2 separate regions of the Homo sapiens genome follow, and region 2 is linked to region 1. Evidence: read pairs that join two places in POLR2A ChIA-PET (ENCODE). Cell type or tissue: A673. All regions are shown on one strand.

Region 1 (2,500 bases):
CATGTGTAGTCACATGTCCGTCTGTGTACACCTGTCTATGGGTGCCATTTCCGTGAGTGCTCACGTATCTGCCTACACACAGTTTTCTGCACACATATATGTCTTTGTGCACATGTATGTGTTTGTATGTCTGTGCATACACATTTTCTGCGTGTACACATTTATGTGTGCACGCAGAAAATGTGCACACCTGTCTATTGTGTACACATGCCAGTATGTACCTGCCTGAGTGTGTACATGGCCTTTATGCGTATATTTGTGTGTCTGCACATCACTGTGTTTATGCCCATGCTGTGTGTGTGCCTCTGTTGGTGAGGATGTGTACACATCTCTGTGTACATGTGCATTTGTGAAAGTCTTGTGCAGGGTGAGATGTTGACTCCAAGGCAAGCTCTGGGCTTGGTTTTCCCCTCTGCATGGGGAGCCTCCTGGCTGCTTGGGGTTCCAGTAAATGCTTCCTTTGAACACATGGGGTATCAGGTCATCCTCCAGTGGCAGCCAAATCAGACATTTTCATGTGGACAAGGCGTCTCCTGCTCTGGGAATGCTGCTTGGACAACCCTCAGCAATGAACGAACCAGGACTCCTGCTTGGAGCTGGCCTTAGAACCACCCGCTCTCTCTTCCTTTAGCCAGGCAATCACTCCGTGAGTCACTTCAAAAACACACATGGGGTGCCTACCACAGACCACCCTTCATGCTGGGGCTCTGGAGAGACTGAGACGGGTGTATTAGTCTGTTCTTATGCTATAAGGATATATCTGAGACTGGGTAATTTATAAAGGAAAGAGGTTTAATTGAATCACAGTTCCGCAGGGCTGGGGAGGCCTCAGGAAACTTACAATCATGGCGGAAAGGGAAGCAAACACTTCCTTCACTTGGTGGCAGCAAGGAGATGTGCAGAGCGAAGCCGGCGAAAGCCCCTTATAAAGCCATCAAATCTCGTGAGAACTCGCTCACTACCACGAGAACAGCATGGAGGTAACCGCCCCCATGATTCAATTACCTCCCAGGGGGTCCCTCCCATGACATGTGGGGATGATGCAAACTACAGTTCAAGATGAGATTTGGTTGGGAACACAGCCAAACCATGTCAGACAGGAAAGGCAGGCATGGGGGAAGGGGCGTCTTTGGGAGAAGCCATAGTCCAATGCCACGGAAAGAGGCCACCAGCAGTGAGTGTCCTGAAACATCACAGGGCTCTGATGGACGGGAGAACCCAGGTCTGCGGAGGCACAGGTGGGTGGGGCACATGGGACAGGGCTACCTGGGCAGGCAGAAAAGTTCCTGAGGGCGGAAAAGTTGCATGAACTTGGGCCTGGAGTCTGTTTAGAGCAGGTAGTGGTGGGTGGTAAGGACTGTCTCCTATTAGTGATGCCTACTCACTGTGCAAAATGAAGAAAAGCAGATGAACAGAAGGAGTAGAGTAAAACTGAACTCCAATCCCACCACCATTCAGAAATAGAGTTGAGATGGTGATATTTTTTTCTGTGTGTGGGGGGGCGTGCATTTTTGCGAATCAAATTGGGATCACGCAGCTATATTATTTGGCAACTTGCTTTGATGTTCATGCAATACAATGTGCCATGAACATTTTTCCATGTTGTAAGCATAGCTTGGCGGCTCCAAGCATGAACAGTGAAGTCCTGGGTCAAAATCGGTCCAACCACTTGGATCAGGTAGTTACCATCTTCTCTGAGCCTCACTTCCTGTATCTGTATGAGGAGAGAAAAGTGAGGCCTCTATCAAAGGGCAGGCCAGAGCCCCCTGCAGGACCAGCTCTCCAGCTCAGCCTTGCCTCACCCCACTCCAACCAGCGGCCATTTTCCTAAGTACCTGGCAGCTTCTCCCTTAGCCTGGAATGCCCCTGCCCCACTTGCTTGGACGACACTTACTCTTCTTTGAATAATCAGAGCAACCTTGAGGATTAAATGAAGCAAGGTGATGTATATAGACAGGGTACCTAGCGCAATGACCGGCACATCTCAGGAGCTTACTTTTCTACAGTATCTTTGTTGATGGCTGCTGAATGTATGATGAATTTCCCTATTCCAATGTATGATGAATTTCCCTCATTTGCTCAATAAATCTCTATTGCTGGACATTTAAGAAGTTCCCAGCTTTTTGCTTCTCTGAAAACACAACTGCTTGCTTCAATCATTGAAAGAAGATCAAGTGCCCTCCAAGTAGGTGCGGCAGGGACATTCCAGGCTAAGGGGGCAGCAAGAAGCAGCCAGGCGCTCAGGGTAGGGGGTGAGGCAAGGCTGAGCTGGAGAGACAGACAGGAGTCAGGTCTGGCAGTGAGGATGTGGGCTGCGTCAGAGCTTAAACACTGGCCTCTGGGTGACAAGCCTGGCCGGGGATTAAGTAGAGTGAAATTGCCGCTCTTTGCAGGCCAGAGGGCAGGCCAAGGAATGAAGAAATGGGGAGGGACATGTGGAAACATTGGGGTGATAAAGAGAAGAGAGGTGGAGGCAGGGAGAGGATGCGAGCCTGGCACT
Region 2 (2,500 bases), 100 kb before region 1:
CCTCAGAGATTATGTAATTCAGCCCTATTATTTTACAGATGAAAGAATTGATAGAAATCAAGTGACCTGCTCAAGTCATAAATCTATAACAGGCAACAGCAGGGCCAGAACCAGGATCCAGGTTTCTGAGCTTTTAAGCCAGTATTTGAACCAAGATACCAAACTCCTAAGTACACACAACAGGGCTTCAGTGGGGAGGGCTTCCATGCATCTCACATGCTGCTGAAGCACTAGGCTGGTTATACAGCCTGTTTATCATTTTTTTCTTCGAATGTTGATTAAAATTCAACCACTGATGGCTCTTTCAGCAAAAAAATAACTATCTTTAAGTCATAAAACTGCCCAAAATATATGCAAACATATGATTACAAATTTCCCAATCCACTGCCACTAGAACTATAAGGTGGGGCCGGGCACACTGGCTCACACCTGTAATAGCAGCACTTTGGGAGGCCAAGGCAGGCGGTCATTTAAGGTCAGGAGTTCAAAGCCAGCCTGACCAACATGGTGAAACCCCGTCTCTACTAAAAATACAAAAATTAGTCGGGCGTGGTAGCTACTCAGGAGGCTGAGGCAGGAAAATTGCCTGAAGCCAGGAGGCGGAGGTTTCAGTGACCCAAGATCGCACCACTGCACTCCAGCCTGGGTGACAGAGTAAGACTCCGTCTCATAAAAAAAAACAAAAAACAAAAAAACAAAAAAACCCTATCAGGTGGATTTGTGACTTGACCTCAAAAACATTTAGGTGACTATTAATATAGCCGGGTGCAATGGCATGTACCTGTAGTCCCAGCTCCTCAGGAGGCTGGCACAAGAGAATGGCTTGAGGCCAGGAGGCCAAGGCTGTAGTGCTCTTTGATCACACCTGCGAACAGACACCACACTCTATCCTGGGCAACATAGTGAGACTGTGTCTCTTAAAAAAAAAGAAGTAATACATTAATGAAAACATAACTGGAAGAGGCTTTTCTACGCATAAAGGAAACAGAAGAAATTCACAAATGATCAATAGATTTGACTACATAAAAATGTAAGCTTTAAAACAAAACACCATCAACAAAATTAAAACATAAATGATAAACCAGTGAACACTTCATGGCTTAAAGGAAGTGACAACCAGGCACAGTGGCTCAATGCCTATAATCCCAGCACTTTGGGAGGCCAAGGCAGGAGGATCCCTTGAGACAAGGAATTCAAGACTAGCCTGGGCAACATAGTGACACTCCATCTCTAAAAAAAATACCAAAAAATTAGCCAAGTGTGGTGGAGTACACCTGTAGTCCTCGCTGTTCAGGTAGCTGAGGTGGGGACATTACTTGAGCCTAGGCAGTCAAGGCTATAGTGAGCTATGATTGTGCCACTGTATTCCAGCCTGAGTGATAGAGCAAGACCCTGTCCCTACTAAACAAACCAAAAAAGAAAGATTATACAAATCAATAAGGAAACACCAAGCATGGCAGCCCATGCCTATAATCCCAACATTTTGGGAGGCCAAGGCAGGAGGATTACTTGAGCCCAGGAGTTCGAGATCAGCTTAAGCAACAGAGTGAGACCCCATTTCTACAAAAACTAAAAAAAAAAAAAAAAAAAAAAAAAAAAAGCCAGCCAGGCATGGTGGCACATGCCTATACTCCCAGCTAGTTGGAAGGCTGAGGGAGGAGGATCACTTGAGCCCAGGAGTTTCAAGCTGCAGTGAGCCATGATTGTGTCACTGCACTCCAGCATACGCAACAGAGCGACATCCTGTCTCCAAAAAAAAAAAAAAAAAAAAAAAAAAAGGAAACATTAACATTTTAAATTTTAAAAAGAAAAATATAGATAATTCACAAAAAATTAAAAGTCAATAAACTGATTAAAAATTCAGCCTGGTGAATAATTAAAGAAACGCAAATCAAAACATGGAATCAAAAGTTTTTCAGTGACAGTATTTAATTGGGAAATAGTGTTTTAGACCGTGGACTCGGATTTGGCAGAACTAACTTGAACACTTACTCGGTGACCTTGGGCATATCACTTTAATCACTGTGAGCCTTAACATCCTTATAGTTTTAGTGTGAAGATGAAATGAGAGAATGCACCTGAATTGCTTTAGCAAAGTGACTGTCAACAGTAAATGCTCAATAAGTATTAGCTTCTTTTCTTTTTTTTTTTTTTTGAGATGGGGTCTTGCTCTGTCACTCAGGCTGAAGTACAGTGGTGCGACCTTGGCTCACTGCAGCCTTGACCACCTGGGCTGAAGCAATCCTCCCGCATCAGCCTCTCAGGTAGCTAGGACTACAGGCATGAGCCACTACACCTGACTAATTTTTTGATTTGTAGACAGGGTCTCCCTATGTTGCCCAGGCTGCTCGCGAACTCCTGGGTTCAAGGGATCCTCCTGCCTTGGCCTCCCAAGGTGCTGGGATTACAGGCATAAGCTACTGTGCCCAGCCTGCTATTATTATCAGGAAAAAAAAAAAAAAAAAAACAGGCCTGACACAGTGGCTCATGTCTGTAATCC

Evidence for each region. ChIA-PET counts read pairs that join two places held together with the same protein. Peaks named below come from ENCODE experiments on the same cell type or tissue, not always from the same donor. Only the 100,000 strongest peaks of a DNase experiment are listed, where the experiment ranks them.
Region 2: POLR2A ChIA-PET joins it to region 1 with 8 read pairs; 3 of 35 experiments call an interaction of 5 or more read pairs at or near these places.

The regions. Positions count from the first base shown.
Region 1 is chr1:22,364,236-22,366,735 of GRCh38, reverse strand. No RefSeq gene overlaps it. Among named protein-coding and RNA genes, the nearest start is that of ZBTB40, 86 kb to the left of the region's middle. In A673, no CTCF peak of the experiment used is centred here; a DNase peak (open chromatin) is centred at 1,015.
Region 2 is chr1:22,467,744-22,470,243 of GRCh38, reverse strand. All of the region lies in intron 1 of ZBTB40 (zinc finger and BTB domain containing 40), which reads right to left. Among named protein-coding and RNA genes, the nearest start is that of ZBTB40, 17 kb to the right of the region's middle. In A673, no CTCF peak of the experiment used is centred here; no DNase peak of the experiment used is centred here.